Regions from separate parts of the Homo sapiens genome. Here all the other regions are linked to region 1. Evidence: chromatin contacts called from ENCODE Hi-C or POLR2A ChIA-PET data. All regions are on one chromosome and are shown on one strand. The core of a region is the stretch at or near the end of the contact, and the rest is flanking DNA. Distances in the headings are between cores, read along the strand shown.

Region 1 (3,607 bases), core at 728-3,227:
AAGATCAGGAACTCTCTGAAGGCAGGGGTCTTGTATAATACTTTTTTGTTTTCCCAGCGCTCAGCTTAGAGCCTGGAACTCAACATTGGGAAGATGCATGGATGGACAGATAAGTGGATAGACAGATAGATGAATGAGTGGATGGATGGATAGATGGATGGGTAGATGAGTGGATTGGTGGATGGGTGGATTAGTGAATCGGTAGATGTGTGGATGAGTGGATGGATGGATGGATGAATGGATGGATGGATAGATAAGTGGATGAGTGGATTGGTGGATGGATGAATGGATGGATGGATAGATAAGTGGATGGGTGGATTTGTGGATGGCTGGATGAATGAGTGGATGGATGGATAGGTGGATGAGTGGATGGATGAATGGGTAGATAGCTGGATTGGTGGACAGGTGGATGAGTAAATGGGTAGATGGGTAGATGGGTGGATAGGTGGATGAATGGATGGATGGATGAATGGATGGCTGGATGGATGAGTGATACCAAAAAGATACTGCATTTGTATGTTTATCACAGCACTATTCATAATAGCAAAGATACAGAATCAACATAAGTGTCCATCAACGGGTGAGTGAATAAATAACATGTTATATTGTATTTATATATATATATAATGAAATACTATTCAGCCATAAAAAAGAATGAAATTATGTCTTTGCAGCAACATGGATGGAATTGGAGGACATTATCATATGCGAAACAACGCAGAAACAGAAAGTCAAATACTGCCTGTTCTCATGGGGCTCCTGGAAACCGAAGCTGATAGGTGAATGGATGGATAGGTGGATGAATAGATGGGTGGAATGGTAGGTGGGTGGATTGGTAGATGGGTGGATGAGTGGACTGGTGGATGGATGGATGAATGAATGAAGGGGTAGGTGGATGATGGATGGGTTGATGGACAGATGAGTGGATGGGTAGATGGGTGGATGAGTGGATGGGTGGATGGATGGACAGGTGGATGAATGGATGAGCAGATTCATAGATGGATAAACAGATGGAATTGTGGACTGATGGACTGATAGCAGGTGGACGGGCTGATTAATGGACATATAGATGGTTAGATAGACAAGTAGATAAACAGATGGGTGGGTGGATGAATTGACTGACAGATGAATGAACAAACAAACGGACAGTTGGATAAATGGACACATAAGTGAATGCATGGTGGGCTTGATGAATGGATAGCTGGATGGACAAATAGACAGACAAATAGATGCATGGGAAAACAGATGAATGGTGGATAGGCAAGAAAGGTTTGTAAACCAGGAGGGTTAGATTGATATTCAGGCATTGCCAAGGGATGGGGAAACTGAGAAACCTGGGCTGGAAACAGAGCCCTAGGGATTTGAATGTGGTAATCAAGAAGCTGGGAGGGGAGGGTATAAGAACCCAGGACCCTCTTCTGGTGGTAGGGAAGCCCATGTGAACAGATTCAGAGGGAAGGAAGAAAGCAGCACTATGCTGAAGACCCTACACCTGAGCCCAGCCTCAGCCTAGGGATAGCCTAGGCAGTGGGGGTGCAGGGCCACAGGAAGAGCCAGGCCTGATAGCCTGCTAGATCAGAGCCCTCACCCAGGAAGGCTGACTCCAGAAAGTGGAGGCCCCAAGAGGCCACCCCTTCCAGCTCTGACCCCAATGAGGTGACTGTTGGCTACATAGGGATCTCAAAAGAAGCAGGCATTTGTTGGGTTAGAGCAAAAGCCTCCCAGTGGTGTGGCAGAGCTACACGTTCTCCCTCCCATCCTCCCTCCCCAGCTTAGCCCCCAAAGTCATCCCTCTCAGTCCCAGCTTCCTCTGGGCAGGGGGCCTGGACCCCATGGCTTCCCAGGCCAGCCCTTTGAGCACCACCTGCCCCAGCCGGCCAGAGACTTCCTGTATGTAGCGCAAGAGATTTATGCAAACGGGTTGGGGCGGTGATGTCACCCCAAGGGGACTATCTCCCAGCGGCAGGCCCTTCGATAAAATCAGGAACTTGTGCTGGCCCTGCAATGTCAAGGGAGGGGGCTCACCCAGGGCTCCTGTAGCTCAGGGGGCAGGCCTGAGCCCTGCACCCGCCCCACGACCGTCCAGCCCCTGACGGGGCACCCCATCCTGAGGGGCTCTGCATTGGCCCCCACCGAGGCAGGGGATCTGACCGACTCGGAGCCCGGCTGGATGTTACAGGCGTGCAAAATGGAAGGGTTTCCCCTCGTCCCCCCTGTGAGTACCGGGACTCCTCCACCAGCCCAACCCGTGGCCCTCGGACGCCTGCCTGCCTGCCCACGAACCCGCCAGCCCACCCACTGCCCTCCTGGCTTGCTATCAGTGGGAAGTCAGGGTTTCCTCCCTGGAACTCCTGGCCTGAGACCCAGCGAGGGGGCCATTGGCTTCCTCGGAGCATGCCCTGGCGGGCTGAGGCCAGGCCCACGGTGGGGCTGTGATCGGTGGGGCCTGAACAGTTATTTATAGACAGGGCTCGGGTGGCAGGCGGAGGCCGGGGCTCCTGGGGAGGGTGCTGGGCTGAGGATGGTGAAGGCGGTGGTAGAGAGGTAGAGGAGGGAGATGGGGGGACTGGCTTGGGGGAGGCCGGTCCCCTGGATGGGAAGGGGTTGAAGGCAGGAGGCAATGGGCAGAAGTCTTGGCCCATGGCCTTGGGGCTCCTGGAAACCAAAGCTGATGGAACTCTGGGTCCCCAACGCCCAGTCTGGGGCCTGGCACAGAGGACATGATTGTTGACCAAAGGGTCAGGGCCATGGGCCCACAGGGGTACCCACAGGAGACAGGGACTGGTGCTGGAAAGGAGCCAGGAGTGGAGCTGAGACAGTGCAGTTAGGGCTGGCCCCAGGGCTGGAGTTCAGGGAGAGGCGCGGCAGGGGACAGGGCTGGGACAAGGCCAGGACTGAGATTGGGGCTGGGTGGGACCTGGGGTGAGCATGTGATAAGTGAGAATGGGGGCTGAGGCTGGGACAAGGACAGGGACTGGGTCTTGGGGGTGAAGAAGTGGGAGCCCCAGGGGACCCCGAGAAGAGAAGGGCAGATCGCCACTGCTCCTCACTCTCAGTGACAGTTGCAGCCTTAGGCAGGTGTCAGACCAGGGTCCCTCGGAAAGGACCCTTCTCCCTTTTCCCACCCCATGACCTCTCAGGAGTGAGGAGGCTTGAGGGGAGCCGGGAAGGGCTTGGCAGGCTGCCCACCTGAATCCACTTTCCTGGTCTAGAGGCAGCTCCCTTCCCCCACTATGCCCTGGCTCAGAGCCACCCCAGGAGGCTGGGAGGCACCCCAGGCCTGACATCACACCAACCCGACCAGAGCCGGGCTGACATCCTGCAGCGAGGCTGTACTACCTGGAAACCCAGAGGGGCAGGCTCAGTGCTGGGCTCCTGGCCTCCTCACTTGGCCAGCCACAGGCAGGACCAGGCAGGACCAGCCAGCCTGCTGTGGCATCCACACCGACACCCCTTCCCACCTGGGAACACGAAGTGGGCGGCCCAGGCAGAGGGTGACGGAGGTTGTCTCAGAAAGAGCCAATTCTGCCTCAAGAAAGCCACAGGCCCACTGTCTCTGATCCCTGACCTCTCAATTCTGAACTCCAGGTGGAGCTAGATGGGTGGC
Region 2 (3,607 bases), core at 761-3,260, 200 kb after region 1:
AGCCAGGAGCGCGGCTGTGGCAAAGAAACAGCTCTGCCTCCCGCCCTCCTTTCCTTTCTCCTTGGTTTCATTTCTTTCACACCTGAAATGGGTTGAAAATTGGTGCCAGGGACCTGAGGGCCTACTTAGTAGTTGTAATGATACTGGTTCTCATAGTGGTTTAGATTTGCTGGGCATTTCCCACATTCCCTCTCGTTTATGCCTTAAATCAGCTGCGTGTGGCAGGAATTGCCTCTTTGCTCACAGTCGGGCATGGCGAGGTAGAGCTAGAATCTTTAGTACCTCACCTGACTCTCCCAGGTGCCTCTGGGGGTAGGGAGGCCTTTGCCCTGATCCTGGGTGAGATCTCCAGCCCCGTGTTCCTTGCACTCTGAGCTGCTCCCTTTGCCTCCCCTCTCCAGCACGGGGCAGGATGAGGAGTGGTCAGATGAAGAGAGTCCCCGGAAGGCTGCCACCGGGGTTCGGGTGAGGGCACTCTATGACTACGCTGGCCAGGAAGCTGATGAGCTGAGCTTCCGAGCAGGTACCCTGGGACCCCTTTCCTAGCTTCAGCCTCTGCCTTATCTGCCTGAGCAGGGGTGTCAGAAAGGGAAGCCAAATACCCACTTCTTAAGGGCCAGTCCTCTGTCCCTTCAGCTGTTCCAGGTCCAGATAGCTGGTGCCTGGTGGCTGCATTCAGGGTCTGGGGTGGGGCAGCTTGCTGACCTTGACCTGCCTCTGCCTGAGCCATGTCTTTGCTAGCTGGGCTCTGGGACCACACCATCCCCCTCAGTCCTTGACCCAGTTGCAGGAACAGGGCCTGGGCCAGGGCCACTGGCAGTGACCAATCCCCTTTCCCCCAGGGGAGGAGCTGCTGAAGATGAGTGAGGAGGACGAGCAGGGCTGGTGCCAAGGCCAGTTGCAGAGTGGCCGCATTGGCCTGTACCCTGCCAACTACGTGGAGTGTGTGGGCGCCTGAGTGTCCTGACAGCCCTTCTGCAACGTTTACCCACCCTGGTTCAGAGCCCAGCTTCTCCTGGAGAGCCGGACCCTCAGGGCCCTGAACCGTCGCTCTCTGGCTGCTCCTCTGTCCCTTGAGGGAGGAAGTCCTGGGACCCAGGGAGGGGAGGGGCCTTTGTCTAGGGAAGGGACTGGTAGGGAAGGGACGAGTCTAGGCTGAGGGCAAGATGGGAGGTCAGAGGTGACAGAAGCGTTCAGGGGTGCCTGGGCCTCCCCAGGAGCTGTGGACTCAGTTCCTGACCTCTGCTTTGGGGTTCCTGGGGTGGGCTTGGGGTGAGTGTAGTTCTGGCCTAGCAGCACCCTCTTGTGGCTTGTTCTAGCGTGTATTAAAACTTGACACACACCCACACACAAAAACAAAAACACCACTGTCGGGCTCATGTGCATTTTTTTGATAGGACACCCTTGCCAGGCCACCAGAGGGCATCTAGAGAGAGGCCTAGCGTCTGTTATGGGGCCGGGGTTGGAAAAGGGTTTGCCTGCTTGGTACCTGCTCTGGAACTTCGAGATACTAATCTGGAGTGGAGGGGACTCGCTGTCAGGCTTGCTGTTAACCGAGAACGGCTGAAGGCTGGGCGAGACGCGGGCCAATGCGTCTGCCCGTTCGGGCCGGAGGGACGAGGAGTGTTTGGGCAGCCTAATCCTTATTCATCGATCTGTAATTAGCTGGAGTGGGGGTCCCCGCCCCCAGCCTCCCGCAGCCTGCGCGGCGTGGGGGCGACTCCACCTGGGGGTTGCGGCGTGGGAGGGGCGGGGGGAAGGGTACTACGCGCGCGAGGAGGTTTGGGCCGGTCCGCGCGCCGTCGCCCCGCCCCGGCTGCGGATTGGCCCGGCGCGGCGTTGATTCTTGCGGCCGCGGTTGTCGTCGCCGCCCCCGTCCCGCCGGCTGCCCATTGGTCCAGATCGGACTCCAATCACCCCACCCCTCGGCTGGCCCAGGCACCGCTGAGGCCGGCCTGGTGAGCCCGCCCTCCCCGCCGTGGATTGGCCCGCGGCGGGACCCGTCAGCCGCGGTTGTGTCTGGGAAGGAGAGAAAATGGCGGCGGAGCCGAACAAGACCGAAATCCAGACTCTTTTTAAGAGGCTTCGCGCAGTTCCAACCAACAAGGTGCGTGAGCAGGGGGCGCGCGGAGTCTCTCGTCCCGCTGGGGCCTGAGGGAGGGAGAAGGGCGGAGGTGGGTTATGTTTCTGGGGTGTCGGTGCCTGGCCTTTACTCGGGGCCCCTGACGATTCGCTCATCGCCGCCTCCACCCAGGCCTGTTTCGACTGCGGCGCCAAGAATCCGAGTTGGGCCAGCATCACGTACGGTGTTTTCTTGTGCATTGACTGTTCCGGGGTGCACCGCTCCCTGGGCGTCCATCTGAGCTTCATCAGGTAGGCTCTCCGCGCGGTTGCCGTGTTTCCACCCGGCCGGCCAGGGGTGTCTGGGCAACAAGGGAGAGTGGCTGCCTCGACTTGGGCCGCTCTGAATTCGGTGGGAAGCCTCTGGGCCGAGAGGGTCCGGTAGCCTCCTGCCAGAGGGAACCACCTGTGTGGGCCCTTTGGCACATGGGCGGTCCGTCTCCGCCTCTGGGCCAAAACTTCCTCTTTTTTGACGGTCAGGCTTGAGACTCTGAGCGTTAGTTGAGGGGAAAGGGAGGCATTGACCTTGTTGTTGCTGATATGTTGTTAGACCAGTATGTCTCTAGTGAGACTGTGACCATCCATTAGGGGAAAGCCAAATCCAGGCGTGCGTGCCTGAGAATGTGACCTCCTTTCGGATCTGGGGACATAATTAGTACTCTTTGGAGTAAATGAACGAAGAGGAGAGTTTTCATGGACAGGGTAGTGTGGAGGAAATGGGGTGATGGCTGATTAATGTTTCCTGGGTGCCTACAGCAGCCTGAGGCCAAGTGACAGGTATCCGGGTTGCCAGGGAAATCCTGCTGGTATCTGCTAGTGGGTGAGACGCAGCCCTTGTACACAGGTCCACAGAGTTGGATTCCAACTGGAACTGGTTCCAGCTGAGGTGTATGCAGGTCGGCGGGAATGCCAATGCGGTAAAGCTCCTTCTACTTCCCTCACCTTCCATTCTTCTGCCTGGTTACTAACTTTGCACGACTCCCTAAGAGGCCCTGTCGTTTTCCCTGTTCAGAGGGTTCTCTGTTCTATAACACCACCATAAGCTATTTTCTGAAAACTTCGAAACTGGTCACAGCTTCTCTTAAATGGGTTTCAGATTCCAATTAAACTGGGCAGGTGTTCTTGGGGAAAAGCCACAGGAGTTGGGAGCCTTCACAGTCATTGGGTCTTGTGGGCCTGCCCTGGATGAAGGATGGGGAGGCTGGGTATGGGATGTTGTGCTCAGGCAGCGTTCAGTGGGGCCTGGACTTCAGTCATATCAGAGGATGGCCCGCTGCAAGGTGTTTTTTGCAGGAATTTCGAGAAACTTTATCTCTGAAAAACCGGTGTCAGTAGCGTGTATCATCCTGTATAGATAATAACTTCGCTGTCATAAGGAGATGTCTCCTACAGCCAACACGTTTCCTTCTTGAGAATCACCCGTAGCACGCGCTGCTCTCTTCTTTGCTCTCCAGACGGCTTTTTTTCGCCAACATGGATGCACAGC
Region 3 (3,607 bases), core at 827-3,326, 130 kb before region 1:
GATTTGGCCTCATGGCAGGGCAGTGAAACTAAGAAGGAACTGTGGTCTTAGAACATGCCAGATTTGAGCAAGTGATCATGAATATTATGGAAAGGTTGAATGACTGAGCCTTTGGGTTTGAATTAGGTACTTTGTCTGGTGTCACAGTCCTTGGAGCGAGCACCCTCCCTCGGTGGGTTCAGAGCTCCCACTCCCTCCACCTCCCTCACTTCTGTGTATTACTTCTGTGTATCATTCCCTGTGCCTTTGAAGGTAGAAGCCACCAGGCAAATACTTAACACTGGTGTGCCTGGAACATTGGGTTCAAACTGCAATGATAGGTAGAAGCGTTAGTAATTCTGCCCAGAGAAAGCTGTGCATTAGCTTAGCTACCATATGTAAATTGCTACTGCTGCATCCAGCAATTTGTTGTCCATTGTTGACAGTACTGCCATGGTAAAGAAACAGGAACTATAGAAAGAATTAGATTCCTCCTCCCACCTCCCAGCTCTCACCACAGTAGGAAGCTGTTTGGGGAGCAGAGAGGAAATACGGGGGATTTGAGAGTTACACCCAGTGTGTGGGCATTTGGGGAGGAAATAGGAAAAGAGATTTTTTAAATTATTTTATTTTTTGAAACAAGGTCTTGCTCTGTCAGCCAGACTGGAGTGCAGTGGCACGATCATGGCTCACTGCAGCCTCAAATTTCTGGACTCAAGCAATCTTCCTACCTCAGCATCCAAATTAGGGCTACAGGCGTGCACTGCCATGCCTGTCTGATTTTTTTTTTTTTTTTTTTTGTAGAGATAGGGTCTTGCTATGTTGCCGAGGCTGGTCTCAAACTCCTGGGTGCTAGAGATGTTCCTGCCTTGGCCTCCCAAAGTGCTGGGATTACAGGCATGAGCCATCATGCCTGGCCAAAAAGAGATTTTTAAAAATGTTTTTTGCATGCTCTGTTTGCCTCATCTGAGTGCCTCTAAAATAGGGTGTCTCTCAGGTGAGACGACCTCTGGTTTAGGTGCTTATATACTCATGGAAAGATCATATAACTAAATGGGAGGTGAGCTAGATTAGGGAGGTAGTTCTATTTATTGGTTGTGAATATGCAAGGATGCTATTGGCAGAGTCAAGCTTTAGGCCATTTGTGGCTCTGATCCTTTAATAATGGCTGCTTACGAGAAAATGTTTATCATTGTTAGGTGCAAAAAAGTAGGTTGTGCAGTATTATACTTAGTATAATATTGAATTTGAAAATTCTGTGTATTTGAGGCCAGACATGGTGGCTCATGCCTGTAATCCCAGTACTTTGGGAGGCCAAGGTGAGCCCATCACTTGAGGTCAGGAGTTCCAGCCTGGCCAACATGTCGAAACCCTGTCTGTACTAAAAAATACAAAAATTAGCTGGGTGTGGTGGTGCACGCCTGTAGTCCCAGCTACTTGGGAGGCTGAGGCAGGAGAATTGCTTGAACCCGGGAGGCAGAGGCTGCAGTGAGCTGAGATCATGCCACTGCACTCCAGCCTGGACAACAGAACAAGACTCCATCTGGGGGGAAAAAAAAAAGGAAAATTTTGTGTATTTGAGTGTTTGTACATTTTATTGTATGCATGGAAGAAATCCTGGTAGAAGATAAACCAAAATATGGTTGTAAGTATAATTAATTAAAGTTGGGGAAATGGAAAAATTAAAACAGGAAGGAATACTTATGAAATATTTTGTTTAAAAAAAAAAAAAGAGGGTGGCCGGGCGCAGTGGCTCACGCCTGTAATCCTAGCACTTTGGGAGGCCGAGGTGGGCGGATCACGAGGTCAGGAGATCGAGACCATCCTGGCTAACATGGTGAAACCCCATCTCTACTAAAAATACAAAAAATTAGGCGTGGTGGCGGGTGCCTGTAGTCCCAGCTACTCGGAAGGCTGAGGCAGGAGAATGGCATGCACCCGAGAGGCGGAGCTTGCAGTGAGCTGAGATCACGCCACTGCACTCCAGCCTGGGTGACAGAGCGAGACTCTGTCTCAAAAAAAAAAAAAGAGGGGGTGCTGCCCACATGTTGCTTTTACAGTACCTGCAATTTCAGGGGGGAAAACCCCCAAAAAACTAGGAAGTGCAAGTATGTCTCAATTCAGGAAAGTTCATAGAAACTTTACAAATTACACCAGATAAACTGGGGAATTAAGTTCAACAATTGAAGGTCTGATATGTGTTACTTTTATTCAGGTGTTCTGTGGATATGAATATAAATGAGAAAGTTGAAACATAGTTCACTAACAACATTTTGAAATGAGATTAAAATCACTAACAACATTTTAAATGAGGTGAATTGTATGTGATGTGGACTAAACTAGATAGCTGTTTAAAAACTTGTTTAGAGAAAATACAATTATAGTTTTAGATGACCTAGTGTTAGTCTAGATTAATCTAGTCCCATCCTCTAGGGATTGGAAGTCCAAGAGGGGACCATTCTAAGAATGGTTGTGAACCCCTTATAGAATCTGATGAAAGCTGTGGATTTTGTTTTCAGGAAATCTCACTTGTCCATTTTCACACGGTTTAGCATAAAGTTTAGTCTGTTTAGCCTAAAGCATTGTTGGGCTTACAGGCCTCCAGCTCCTGAGAGGTCTGCTTCCCGCTTGATCCTTTTATCTGTTTACTTGGCTCTCTGGAGCATGAGAGTAGGTGAACATGGAGTTTTCCAAAGCAGGGGGCCTAACTTACTTATTGAGCTAGGCATGTAACAGGAAGAAAGAAGTAAAGGGCATTGCAAGCTGACCAAAAAGTAATACTTTAAAGAGAATATACTTTTCCCAAGTTATTTCTATTATTTGTCTTTTTTCTCTTTTCCAGTTAAAAGTTTGGGCAGGGTGCGGAGGCTCACATCTGTAATCCCAACATTTCGGGAGGCTGAGGCAGGCAGATCATTTGAGGTCAGGAGTTCGAGACCACCCTGGCTAACATGGCCAGACTCTGTCTCTACTAAAAATACAAAAAAAATTAGCTGGGCAGAGTGATCCCTCATCTCTAAAAAAAAAAAAAAAAAAAAAATTCTGGGCACGGTGGCTCATGCCTGTAATTCCAGCACTTTGGGAGGCCAAGGCAGGTGGATCATGAGGTCAGGAGATCAGGACTATCCTGGCTAATACAGTGAAAACCTGTCTCTACTAAAAATACAAAAAAATTAGCCAGGCTTGGTGGCCAGTGCCTGTAGTCCCAGCTACTCAGGAGGTTGAGGCAGGAGAATCGTTTGAACCTGGGAGGCGGAGGTTGCAGTAAGCAGAGATCATGCCACCGCACTCCAGCCTGGGAAACAGAGCGGGACTCCATCTCAAAACAAAACAAAACAAAAAACCGGGCACAGTGGCTCACTCCTGTAATCCTAGCTTACTCTGGGAGGCCAAGGAGGGTGGATTGCCTAAACTCAGGAGTTCAAGACCAGCTTTGGCAACATGGGGAAACCCTGTTTCTGCTGAAAATACAAAACATTAGCTGGGCATGATGGCTTGTGCCTGTAGTCCTAGCTGCTTGGGAGGCTGAGGCACAAGAAGCACTTGAACCCGGGAGGCAGAGGTTGCAGTGAGTCGAGATCATGCCACTTCACTTCAGCCTGGAAAAGAGAGAGAGACTCTGTCTCAA

Evidence for each region. A loop is a pair of places that touch in the nucleus more often than their neighbours do. ChIA-PET counts read pairs that join two places held with the same protein, here RNA polymerase II (POLR2A). Pooled maps may share reads with other maps.
Region 2: a map of B cell shows a loop between it and region 1 (7-fold over the local background). The contact joins the promoter of ARFGAP2 here to the promoter of SPI1 in region 1. A Hi-C loop is called at or near these places in 1 of 168 maps with a recorded cell type or tissue (B cell), 2 of 37 single-sample maps with no recorded cell type and 11 of 50 pooled maps. POLR2A ChIA-PET finds 5 or more read pairs at or near these places in 4 of 52 experiments (H1, HepG2, PC-9 and 1 more).
Region 3: a pooled map shows a loop between it and region 1 (2.5-fold over the local background). The contact joins the enhancer-like site here to the promoter of SPI1 in region 1. A Hi-C loop is called at or near these places in 3 of 50 pooled maps. POLR2A ChIA-PET finds 5 or more read pairs at or near these places in 5 of 52 experiments (H1, K562, OCI-LY7 and 2 more).

What each region holds. Positions count from the first base shown.
Region 1 is chr11:47,376,917-47,380,523 of GRCh38, reverse strand. It overlaps SPI1 (Spi-1 proto-oncogene), which reads left to right and starts at 1,977. Exons shown (of 5, transcript NM_003120.3): 1 at 1,977-2,215. The coding sequence starts at 2,171. RefSeq lists enhancers at 1,814-1,883, 1,379-2,330, 2,504-2,553, 3,224-3,423.
Region 2 is chr11:47,175,282-47,178,888 of GRCh38, reverse strand. It overlaps ARFGAP2 (ARF GTPase activating protein 2), which reads left to right and starts at 2,010. Exons shown (of 16, transcript NM_032389.6): 1 at 2,010-2,107; 2 at 2,255-2,373; 3 at 2,966-3,038; 4 at 3,576-3,607. The coding sequence starts at 2,036. It overlaps PACSIN3 (protein kinase C and casein kinase substrate in neurons 3), which reads left to right. Exons shown (of 11, transcript NM_016223.5): 10 at 402-523; 11 at 843-1,367. The coding sequence ends at 958. RefSeq lists enhancers at 883-932, 1,013-1,062, 910-1,491, 2,033-2,262 and a silencer at 1,553-1,982.
Region 3 is chr11:47,511,865-47,515,471 of GRCh38, reverse strand. All of the region lies in intron 1 of CELF1 (CUGBP Elav-like family member 1), which reads left to right. Among named protein-coding and RNA genes, the nearest start is that of CELF1, 39 kb to the left of the region's middle. RefSeq lists a silencer at 1,773-1,912. Within about 2 kb of position 2,076, at least 12 of the 41 ENCODE cell types and tissues checked have a DNase peak (open chromatin) inside an H3K27ac peak, as active enhancers do.